Regions from separate parts of the Homo sapiens genome. Here all the other regions are linked to region 3. A link is a contact called in ENCODE Hi-C or POLR2A ChIA-PET data. All regions are on one chromosome and are shown on one strand. Each heading gives the region's core, a stretch centred on a gene start or an enhancer-like site at or near the end of the contact. The rest is flanking DNA. Distances are from core to core; before and after follow the strand shown. Region 1 holds the start of ATRX (ATRX chromatin remodeler). Region 2 holds the start of NONO (non-POU domain containing octamer binding). Region 3 holds the start of FTX (FTX transcript, XIST regulator).

What was found. A loop is a pair of places that touch in the nucleus more often than their neighbours do. ChIA-PET counts read pairs that join two places held with the same protein, here RNA polymerase II (POLR2A). Pooled maps may share reads with other maps.
Region 1: a loop to region 3 is called in a pooled map, with 18 times the contacts of the local background. The contact joins the promoter of ATRX here to the promoter of FTX in region 3. A Hi-C loop is called at or near these places in 6 of 50 pooled maps.
Region 2: a map of CD8-positive, alpha-beta T cell shows a loop between it and region 3 (36-fold over the local background). The contact joins the promoter of NONO here to the promoter of FTX in region 3. A Hi-C loop is called at or near these places in 2 of 168 maps with a recorded cell type or tissue (CD4-positive, alpha-beta memory T cell and CD8-positive, alpha-beta T cell) and 6 of 50 pooled maps. POLR2A ChIA-PET finds 5 or more read pairs at or near these places in 1 of 52 experiments (MCF 10A).

What each region holds. Positions count from the first base shown.
Region 1 is chrX:77,783,831-77,787,975 of GRCh38, forward strand. ATRX (ATRX chromatin remodeler) reads right to left here and starts at 2,386. Exons shown (of 35, transcript NM_000489.6): 1 at 2,152-2,386. The coding sequence starts at 2,171. RefSeq lists a silencer at 2,000-2,049 and enhancers at 2,150-2,259, 2,270-2,459.
Region 2 is chrX:71,282,159-71,286,244 of GRCh38, forward strand. It overlaps NONO (non-POU domain containing octamer binding), which reads left to right and starts at 1,477. Exons shown (of 12, transcript NM_007363.5): 1 at 1,477-1,563; 2 at 2,239-2,295.
Region 3 is chrX:74,292,232-74,296,222 of GRCh38, forward strand. FTX (FTX transcript, XIST regulator) reads right to left here and starts at 1,343. Exons shown (of 7, transcript NR_028379.1): 1 at 1,121-1,343. It overlaps LOC124905199 (a long non-coding RNA gene), which reads right to left and starts at 365. Exons shown (of 2, transcript XR_007068266.1): 1 at 1-365. RefSeq lists an enhancer at 1-597.

The DNA of each region.
Region 1 (4,145 bases), core at 1,136-3,635, 3.5 Mb after region 3:
TCACACTTTTTAATTAATTCCCTACATGCATATATGCAGTTCTTTACTAGAGGTTTTTCATGTAGCTTAAGACTCTCCTAGCATTAAATATTTCAGTTATCTCACTACATAGTACACCTGGACACAAAAAATGTAACATTATAAACAGCTACAAAATCATAGACCTGCAACAAATCAGAGTAGGTAATATGAACTTCTTTCATTGTAACACTTGGGCTAAATTTAAATGGTCATAATCAGGTTAGACCTGGCAGCTGAAGGGGGCATTAATGCCTTGTGGTTAAGAACATAAGCTGTGAAGTCAAGATGGGGTTCAATTCCAGCTCCACCAATTACAAGCTGTATAACTTCGGTCAAGTTCTTGATCTATGTCTCACTTTCCTCCTCATCGGTAAAATGGGCAAAACCAAGTACTTACCTCACAGGTTTGAGAATTCATCAAGATTATAAAGAACGACAATAAGCACTCAACTTAGTTATGATTATTACTCTTATCATCAAGATCTACAAAAATCCAAGACTAGTAAGAAAAACTGACCCTTGTGTAAAATTAATTATTCTATTCAGAAATTCTATATACGTAATTTGTTCATTCTAAAGAAACTGAGAAGATCCGACTTCAAACTATAGTTTCAAATGTAGACTTTGTGAAACTTAGTAAAATCTAGAGGTCATAATTTAACTGTAAGGTACACCATCCATGCATATGAACATGAGTGCCTGGTAATTACAGGCCAACAAGTTATACTGGGTACCACTTACGTGCCTAATACCCCACAGATAAAGATTTGTTGTATTTGAGCCTACTGACAAATTCAGAAACCAAGGCCACAATCGTGTACACAACTAGAGATCTACAATCTAAGAACTGAAGCATATCTTTCCCCAAGGTAAAGAAAATATAATCTACTGCTTGTTCATGCAGAAATACAGACATACGTATCATAGGCTCATTGCCCAATTCTACATTCTAGCTAAATTGCTCTAAAAACATATGCCAATCTAAGAGTTACTCAAAGGCACATTTCGCCAACTTGAAATGCAATTCTGACCCATGCTCCTTGTAATTTTATTTTGCCACTGGACGCCAAGGATGCATCTCCGAGTAAAAAAATTACTTAATTCACATTGTGGGATGAAAATTCAAATGTCAAACTGAAACGCCAGCCAGCCACCTGGGTAAAAGTGTATACATTTCATATTGACTACCCAAATTTTCAGACCCGTCAAGAGGCAAATCAGAAGCACACAGAAAAACAGCTTCAACCTAATAAACGTGCTTGATTGGTTAAGAGGAGGCCTGCCAGGCATTTTCCCTTGCAATAAATCTTACTTCGCATCAGCCCACGTTAACCTGCCCTTCATCCTTCATGGAATAAATAAGTAAATAAAGATAGGGCCTAATTACTCCTCGAAATTTGCCCAGAAAGTGGGGAAACACTTGAGGTCCCATTAAGGCTGGACATCACAAAAAGTAGTATACTAGGGTCCTCTGGAAGCAAAACCCTGTGTTAAGTCCCCCCTCGCCTAGAAATAAACCCAAGGATATCCTTCAGGATATGGAGTAGAAAAGATACCTAAATACCTGGAACTGCACCACAACCCAATCAAAAAAAGGCTTGTCTCCTGGGGCTGCAGAAAAAAAATCCCGCAGGGCCCGGGTGCTTCCCATCTCCAGCAACCTAAACGCCTCTAAGTCGTCCTGGGATCTCACATCCTCGCGCCCGCCCACCCCTCCCCCTCTTCTCACCCTCCCCCCGCTTCTTCCCCACGCAGTTTCTAGGCCCAAAGATTAGCAAAAATGACCGGGATACCAAAGACCGCCTCCGACTTCGAGGTCTCAATCCCACAGGCACCAAAGAATAAACAGAGGAGCCCGACCAAGCGTCACCGTTTAGGGGAGATTGCAAGAAGCGCCCCATACCCTAGGCCGCGCCCCCCCCACCTCCCCCCACCCCATCCCCACCCCCACCCCCGTCGGAGCCTTGCGCCGATACCCCGAAACCCTTCTCACCTAAAGAGAAAACGATGCCTCTTTCGGCTAAGCAACACACAGGCCTAACCCACCAAGCGAACGCCTTCCCAAACACCCGACTCAGACGGTGCCTGGGCCCAGACCGCTGGGGCCCATGAGACGGGGTTGCGTTTTACCTCATGGGCTCAGCGGTCATGTTTTCGCTTGAACGCCTTGTCGGCTTCTGTGATTGCTGGGCGCCGATCTGCGCTCCCCCGCGCCCGGTTACGATAGAAATGCACTGGAGTCTTAGTCGTCACTGTAGCTGCTGCTGGAACCTCCCCACAGCTCAAAGGCCGCTACCACTGCCACCGCCGCAGGAGCCGCGGAAACAAAGCGACACCGCTGCCGCCGCCATTTTGTTGGGCCGAGGCTCAGGCAGGAGAATTGGCGCGTCCTCCCTCTTTCTCTTTCCGTCAGCCATTGGCTACCTCCTCCAAAGCACAGAGTCTTATTGGCTACGGAAATTCACCTTCTTTGGGGGCCTGTTGCTAAGGCGGTCGACGTCATTTGATCCCCTCCACCTTTTCGCAGGGGGTCCAATTTAGTCCCAATTGACCTGAAAGTGCTAGTGACATAGTTTGACTTTATTTTGAAAATGCTCTTTTGGTCCAACCTCTTTTTTCTTTGACATATTAACGAAGTAATAACAGCAACCTACATTTATTGAGAGTTTACTATATGCTCGGCACTACACTAATCCTTTATCCGGGTTATCTCATTTAATCTTTACACTCTCTGAGGTAGACAAACCTACATTTTCCAGATGAGGAAACCAAGACACAAAGTCCCACAGTAGTGGAGCCGAGATTCACCAGACACTCTTAACCACTAATCTGTATGGCCATCCTATGTAAGTATTTTCTTTCCTATATGCTAGGCTATCATCAAGTTATTTGCTTTCCTAGATGTTTTATACATAATATTTGGCACACCAACATGCTTGGAAATGTATATGTGTATAATATACTTATATATATGTATATGTGTGCAGACGACATAAGACCAACTTGAACGCTGCATAAAATTCTTTCCATATTGAATAAAGTGTCTCTTAGAATACACACACACACACACACACACACACACACACACACACACACACGGGCCATTTCCCCAATTTGATGTGATGTTTAGCTCACAAACCAATCAATTTAGATCTGCTTCCTTCTCATTACAGAGGAAGCTTGGCTGGATGATCTGTAAATGCCTTTCCCGCTTTTATGATCTATAATTTGATTTTACATTGGTAATCTCTGCTAATCACAAACAAGTCCTCTAAAATCTAATCGCTTCGAAATTTATTTCCAAATTTATTCTGCCATGCATGCTTTAGTTCATTCTATTTATTTTTCTTGAAATATGCAAGAGCTCCTGTCGGGGTTAGGTGACAGGGTTGCTGCTTTCTACTGGGATAGCAAGAGGGGAGCCTTTTTTGAATGAAACACTTTGAAAATCTGATAGGCTCAGGCAACTTTTTTTTTTTTTTTTTCTGAGACAGGGTCTAGCTCTGTCACCCAGGCTGGAGTGCAGTGGCGTGACGCAGTTCACTGCAGCCTCGACCTCCTAGGCTCAAGCAATCCTCCCACCTCAGCCTCTCAAGCAGCTGGGACTGCAGGCGCGTGCCATCAAGCCCAGCTAATTATGTATTTATGTATTGGTATAGATGAGGTAGGTCTGTCTGTTGCCCAGGCTGGTCTCAAACATCTAAGCTCAAGCCATCCTCCAACCTCGACCTCCCAAAGTGCTGGAGTTACAGGGGTGAGCCACCGCGCCTGGCCTCAGGCAACTTTTTAATCAACAGACGCCTGTACACATTGCAATTATATCTTTCAAATGTTTGAGTTCAGTTGGCAATTATAGAAACCAGACCTCTGTACCTGCTATACTGATTTTGTCTTGTACACATTAAATATCATTTCAACATACAATTTACAGGAGTCATTTTTTTCTCCTTGGTAAATGCAGTGAATTTGAATGATGTACTCCATCACAAGGCAGCACAGAAATGTGCTTGCTGTTCAACTGACTTCACTATGAGAAAAATAGTAAATAGTCAACATGTTACCAGGTTATTGGCGTTTCGAACAAGGAATTGGACAAAATGCACAAAGCAAGGAAAGAATGAAGC
Region 2 (4,086 bases), core at 227-2,726, 3.0 Mb before region 3:
TTGAGACGGGGTCTCACTCTGTCACGCAGGCTGGAGTGCAGTGGCGCGATCTCCACTCATTGCAGCCTCTGCTTCCCGAGCTCAAGCTATCCTCCCACCTTAACCTTAACCTCCTGAGTAGGTGGGACTACAGGGACACTCCACCACGACAGGCTAATTTTTGCTTTTTTTCGGAGATGGAGTTTCGCCATGTTACCCAGGCTGGTCTCGAACTCCTAGGCTTAAGCGATCCTCCCGTCTCGGCCTCTCAAAGTACTGGGATTATAGGCATGAGCACTGCACCTAGCCGGAATTAAAAATTCAGGTTCTCAGTTGCATTAGTCATATTTCAATGGCCACTTATAGTTAGTAGCTGCCATATTGAACACAGCAGACATAGGACCTTTCCATCATTGCACACAGTTCTATTGAACAGCCCAAGTCTAGATCATTGTGTCCCCACATAAGGTGGTGCCCATTGGGATACCCTGCAACCCTGAGTGTGAATTAATTAATGGGAATTAACAACACATACTTATCAATTGATCCTTGTAGTCCTTGGTTAACCACGGGGGCGGGGCGAGTTAGGCATTACTGAAACAATGAAGGTTAGTTACTGATAGGCCTCCTATGGAATATACAGTCTGATCTAGAGGCCTACAATATATCCATGGCAATGATGACACCTGTTGAATCTCTCAGTAAATCATAGGAACAATAGTGATGTTTGGACTGCTAGGTTTTCTGGTTACCATGGAAATGAGGGTGCTGGTTACAATTCTGTGTAATCACGCAGAGCCTAAGGTATGATGCACCCCCTCCTCCCCCACCCCGTCTGTAACCATGACCAAAGAGTTGACTATTTCAGTTGCGTTTCCCGAGTAGCCCCAGCAACAGGAGAAGCATCTAGAAATATGATTAAGTATGGGGTGTCAGGATGCAAGCCCTAACAAGGAAGTGTGAAAAAAGAAACATGGCGGGGCATTTTTTTCAGTAGGAAAAGGCCAAATCTATTCCATTGAATACAATGACATTGTTACTCTTGCTTCTTGCACAGGCGCAGTGCAGGACTGCTCCGAGCACGCCTACGCGCGCATTTTCTCCCCTTCCTCTCCCTCTTTCCACTTTCCTCTCCCTTTTTCTCCTCTCCTTTCCCCCTCCCACCACTTGGTCTTTCAGTCTTTCAGTCAGTTCGTTTAGGTCTCTCCTTCCGACCCCCACCCCCAGCTCCTCTCCCTTTCCTTTTCCCCCTCCCCCTTTCCTTTCCCGTCTCACGCGCCAGGCCGCTTGCACATGCGCATTAGGTACAAAGCCTCGCTCTTTGTCCCCATCTGTCGTTCACACGAACTCAAGCCTTTGGCATTCGGCAGCCAATAGAATCTAAGAAATGGCGGAAAAATGATTCCGCCTCGGGAGCTAAACCTTGATTGGCAGTTTAGCTAACCAATCGAGAACGCCATTTTGTACCCCTTGGCAGGCACCGAGCTCCGTCGTCTCGTTTCCGGCGGTCGCGCGCTCTTTTCTCGGGACGGGAGAGGCCGTGTAGCGTCGCCGTTACTCCGAGGAGATACCAGTCGGTAGAGGGTGAGTTTTGGGACGTCTTGGTTCTTGTTTGGGAGGGTAGTGGGATTTCTTGGAACAATCAGCGAAGGAAGAGGCTAGGGCGAAGCTAGGTTTGGAGGGTGGATGGCGCTTCCGAGGCCCCTTGAGGCCTTGTCTCTGCCGCCACACTGCCTTCTCAGCCCACCCGCGGGGGGCCACCTTTCTCAACTCGCTTCGCTTCGGGCTTTCCCCATTTTCGTTCCTGCCCTGTTTCTTTGTGCAACTCATCTCCGAATCTTACCCGTGTCAGTAAGTTGCCGGCCTCTGAGCCGCCCTGGGCCCGACGGTGTGGGGTCTATTATGAGAGATCGCTGAAGTCGTGGTTGGTTAGAGGAGGAGGCGCTTTGTCGGGCGCTCCTCCTCTCGGCCCCGCGAGGCCATTAATTCAGAATGGGCAAGTGGGGCCCCTCAAGCGATATTTCTTTGTCAAAACTCTTAGCTGGAAAGTTCCTCTGCATATCCAGAGCCCGCCGCTTTCGTAGTCAGATTTCTGTATGCCCTTTTTCTAAAGTCCTAACCGCCTAGCTCCTTGACGCATTTATATAGCATCACTTTTTAAAATGAAACTTAAATTTATGGATTTCGCATCGAGTATTTTATTTTCCAGTTTGAGAAACTCTTACCATAACCTGACACGTTTCTTTGTGTTTTTAACAGAGAAGTCGAGGTTAGAGGGAACTGGGAGGCACTTTGCTGTCTGCAATCGAAGTTGAGGTAGGTGTAAGGAAGGGATAGGGTTGCCAGACAAAACACCGGGCACCCAGTTGAATTAGAATTTCACCTACACAACCAATTATTTTTAAGTATATGTTGCATAGTTTTCAATTAAATTTCAAATTTAATTGTGGGTTGTGTATTTTATTTGCTAAATCTGGCAACTCTAGTGGGGGGGCCCTGGTTATATTTATACTGTGTCCTTGTCCACCTTCCTTGTTATTAAATGAAAAGTCCTAAGAAACTCTTAGAGAAGGACCTTAGTTCATTTTACAGCTTTCAGGCTGGCCATCCAGGCAGCCATCTCAGTCTTGTAAATTTATACCAGATTTAGATTTCAGATATGTGTGATGTAGTGTTTGGTCCTCTACCTAAACATTTGTTTAACTGTAGCATGCCCAGTGGTTAGAGTCTTTCTCAACCAGCAATACGTGTTTTCTCTCAAAATTCTTCATCAGGATTATTAGTCTCAGGGACACAAGTAGACAGTAATCTTTGCTGCTGATCTTCGTGCTGTGTTCTCTTTTCAGAGGCCCAGTATTTAGGCGACAGTGAATTTATTACTCTGAAGAGGGTTCTGCACATATTTCCAAATTATATTGGTGGTCATCAGAAGTAGGTGATAGGAAGAAATACTTCTCAAGGTACTTGCTACTTGGTGGGCACTGTTATAGGTGCTTTATTATGATAGTCTTCACTAGTGCATTCCATCCTGGGCCTCTCCGGGGCCAGGGGAAGAGAGATGTTTAACACCTGGAACCCAAGTAGGAAAAGATTTGATTCTGATGCCCACCTTGCCCCATCCCCAACTATTTCCAGGGTGGACTTTAGATTTTGTATGTTTTAACTTCCTGCTTTTATATCTTATTTTTTAAAACACTATTTTCTTTTTTTGTTGTTTTTTTTTAAAGGTATCTCATTTGCCATGAAACTGCTACACCTGCTCATGGCGTTTAAAATCCTTACAACTTTTTGAGAAAACGACGTTGCACTATGTGGCAAGAGTCACAGGATAGATTCTATTTTTAAGAATTTATCCTATGGAAATAATTAAATGGAAATAAAGCTGAAAGCCAGAAGACATTTACTGCAGCGTTATAATAGGAAAAGCCAAAAACAACCACCTAAATGTCTTATAGTAGGGAGTAGTTTAGTAAAGTAGTACATCCTGGTGAACTTTATATAGTCATTAAAAATTACAATTATGTTGACATTAGCAGAAATGAGGAAACTCTGAATATACAAGGGTGCATTATCAGTTACTGAAATGATAATGTATGTCTAAATAAGCAAGAATGGAAAATTGTGGGAGGAATATTTAATCATGGATATGTCCAAAGATTTAGCTATGAGCATTGATTATAATGGTGAAAAATTAGAAACGACCCAGGTGTCCAACACAATAGGGACTTGGTTGACAACTGAATGCTGTGTCCGTTAACGTAAAAGATTTAATGACATGAAAGCTGTTTATGATACATCATAAAGTGGAAAAAACAGGTTACAAAATAGTATTTATCATATCTCATTTCAAATACATAAATTAATGACTAGAAGGATATACCAACATGTTAACAGTGACTATTTTTAGTGGCAGGTCTATGGATTTTTATATTTGTATTTTTATTTATTTTGGTTTTTCTAAATTTTCTATAATACATTTTGTAATAAGTATCTGATTGTAATTTCTGTTTAAAAATTTTTAAATAAAATTTTAAGTTGTAATTTCTGATACCTTATAACATTAATGAGAAACAAAATTGATTAAATGATATAAATGTGAAAATTTAA
Region 3 (3,991 bases), core at 93-2,592:
AGAACTCCAACTCAGGTTGATCCCTTCACTCAGCTAAAAAGGTAGTTCTCTGCAAGGCCTGCTAGCCCAAGATGGCCAAGCAAAGACAGCTTACCTCCCCCCTCGCCATTTTGCAACCTTAATTACCCGAATGCTGAGCGCCTCCCCTCCCCGGCACTCCGTCTGAAATACGCATGCGCGCCGCTTCCTCCTTACCGTTCTCCCCAACCATCCAGATGTTGTCTCAAATATGCATGAGCGCCACCTCTACCTCCCAAACGCTGGTACCAACTCCTAGCAACTTTGCGTTGTTAAATATGCCTGCGAGTCCTTCACTTCCCGACCTTCCAACCCTCCAACCCCGACGCCATTCAAGCCTTGCGCATGCGTGCCTCCCTCTCCCCACCCCCGCCCCACTGGAGCCCGTCCCCTTAACTCAGGTCTTCTCAAATACTGTAAGCTTGAGCGCCGCCCCTCGGCGCCGCGCCTCCTCATCCAGCCTCTCAAATACCCTGCGCACCGCGATAGTCCTCTCTCTTCTTGCTCCCATTTGTATACAGTATGCATGCCTGATGCTATCTGGACGTGTTTCTCGCCACAATTCTGCCCCAGTGCCCAAGGAGAGCCATTACCAGCCTTCCCTAATGCGAGTAGATGCGATAAACTAGGGAAGTTGAATCGGGGAAAGAAGGCGTTGCAGGTGATCAGAGTGAATCCCAGATCTAGATGGAATCGGTCCCAACTCCAAGGGAGGGGGCTAGAGTACCCCAGGATTCACATAAGACCGGTCAACCTGAACAAAGGCAAGGAAAACTTTCACAAACCATCGGATGAACATAATCCTAAGGCCTCGCCCTTTAAATACATCTGCTACAAATGACGAACCACAAATGTTTTAAACAGGGAACATTATGGAAAACACCGATGCTCAGGTGCCTTGACTCTAGTTAGAGGAAAGGAACCCGCATTCCTTTCACAATGGGAAGCAAATGCTCAACATCCTTTTGGAAAACTGGGGCCTGTAACGTATTCCATTTTTTCCTCCCGTGAACTGGAAAAATGCACAAATTAAGGATCTTCCTGGCCCAAGTTCCCTCCGCCGCCCTCCATGTTCTGTTCTTCCCCTACATCGTTCCTTTACCTCCTGGTTGAATTCAGTGTCGTAGCAGGAATTCTTAGAGCTGGCCGTCCCAAGATGGGGTGGAGAGAGCGGCATGAAAGAGAGAGAGAGAGAGAGACACGCCTGAATGGCAGCAGCAGGCCTTAGCGGCAATGGACAGCAGGCACAGGACCAGCTTTGCCTCGAGCCGCAACGCTGATGCCAGAAAAGGACAACCTCTCCAGAATCGCCGCAGTGTGCTTCCAGCGCATGCGCTGCTAACGCCCCTTAACCCCCCCTCCGCGCCCCGCCTCCCCCACGCGCCGCTCTCCAGCCTCTAGGAGTCTAACCCTTAGCGGTCCACCGACCTCCTTCACTTCTTTCCCAGGACGCTATCCCACTCTGCTTCTTCCACCTTTCCCCTCCCCTCGGTCACACTGGCCTCCACCATCATCCCTCCCTCAGCCCATACTTCTTTCGTCAATCCCTCTCCCATTATTCTTAGCCCACCATCTACCTTTATTTCCTCTGCTATCGTTAGTGGTCTACCCTTCAATTCTTCACTTTCCCTGCCAGTCTGCAGCCCTCTTGGGCCTCTTACTCCTCTCCTCCTATGCCTGATGTTGAAATTTGTAAAAATTACCGCAAAAATTTTTTTTTAAATAATTGTAGCCCGGGCGCGGTGGCTCACACCTGTAATCCCAGCACTTTGGGAGGCCGAGGTGGACGGAACCCTTGAGTTCAGGAGTTCGAGACCAGCTCGGGTGACATGGCGAAACCCCGTCTCTACAAATAAATACAAAAATTAGCCGGGCGTGGTGGTGCGCACCTGTACTCCCAGCTATTCAGAAGGCTGAGGTGGAAGAATCACTCGAGCCCAGGAAGTCGAGGCTACAGTGAGCTATGATTGTGCCAGCTATGATGTTGCCAGCCTGGGCAACAGAGTGAGACCCCATCTCAAAAAAAGAAAAAAAATATTTCCACACATCCTCTCCAAAGCAGCTCTCAGGGTGAGCTCAACCAGCCTGTCTTGGGCAAAGAGAACACCTTTTTGATGATGACCCACAGGGAAGATCCAGAGACAGGGAACCAGAACAAAAACTGCAAAAGTGTTCAATCAATTTGGGGGTAAGAGGCAGTAGACCACCAACATGGAAAGCTCTTTTCTTTCTATTCACAACCCTGGTATTGTCTGGACATTAAAAATGAGATTCAATGTCCTTCACTGCTTACTACAAGGCCTGTTCTTGTCTTCTGTAAGAACTCAAATATTAATTTTGAGGGAAATGGCATTATTTACTTAAGAGGCTCTGAAATAGATCCCTCTTTGGGTGTGAACTAGAAAGAATACAAAATAATATTTTGTTTCTCTTTATTATGTTTTACTTTGGTGTCTGGTTCTTATTGCTTTCTAAAAGAGCCAGTTTGGAAATACCAAAAACTGAGACCCGCAAATTCATAAATCCTAAAACTCATAAACTTATACATCACCATCCTCTCAAATTAACTTAAGAATGTTATATCAACATTATTCAGAGAAAAATGGGTTTGCATTTGTTATATAATACGCCCAAAAAATTATACAACAATGTGCATATGAAGAAGAAAAAAGAGAAATAGGCATGCATTAAATAAAAAAGAAATGCCGAAATCTCAGTGGTACAAAGAACCTCTTCTAAATTAAAATAATCATTTATTATTACACAAAAGTTAAAATATAAGAAATTTTACCCCAAATTCTACAACACTATTTTAACAAATGCTCTTATCTCTGTTATTTTTCTGTTTTAATGGTTTTATTAATATATAATTTACATATCATACAGTTAACCAACTTAAAGTGTACAATGCAATGGATTTTAGTATATTCACAGAATTATGCAGCCACCACTACAATCAATTTTAGAATATTTTCATCACCCCAAAAAGAAACTTCATACCCATTAGTATTGTCTTAGTCCATTATGTACCACTGTAACAAAATACTGCAGACTCGGCAATTTATAAAGAACAGAAATTTATTTCCTCACAGTTCTGGAGAATGGGAAGTCCAAGACTGAGGAGCTGGCATCTGACAGTGGCTTTCCTGCTACATCATCCCATGGTGGAAGGGCAAAGAGATAGAGAAAGAGAGAGTGCGCGCAAGAGGGGGCCAGAACTCATCCTTTAATAAGGAACCCACTACTGAAATAACAAACCCACTCCCTCAATAATAGCATTAAGCTATTCATAAGAGTGGTGCCCCCATGACTCAAACACCTCCCTTTAAGCCTCACCTCCCAACACCACCACATGGGGCATCAAATTTCCAACATATGAACTTTGAGAGACATATTCAAACCATAGCAAGCATCTTTGTGTTCTCTTATGATTTTTGTTCAAATATATAATGTTTTGGCTGGGCGTGGTGGCTCATGCCTGTAATCCCAGCACTTTGGGAGGCCAATGCAGGAAGATTGCCTGAGACCACAAGTTCGAAACCAGCCTTGGCAACATAGCAATACCCTGTCTCTATTTAAAAAAAAAAAAAAAAAGAGGTGGGGGCCAAGCACAGTGGCTCGCACCTGTAATCCCAGTACTTTGGGAAGCCAAGGCAGGCAGATCAGTTAAGGTCAGGAGTTCAAGACCAGCCTGGCCAACATGGTGAAACCCCGTCTCTACTAAACATGCAAAAATTAGCTGGGCGTGGTGGCGGGCACCTGTAATCCCAGCTACTCGGGAGGCTGAGGCAGCTGACTCGCTTGAACCTGGGAGGCAGAGGTTATAGTAAGCCGAGATCATGCCACTGCCCTCCAGCCTGGGTGATAGAGTGAAACTCCATCTCAAAAAAAAAAAAAAAGGAAAGAAAGAAAAAGAAAAAATGTATATATAATGTTTTAACATTAACTTTTTTTTTTTTTTGAGACAGTCTTG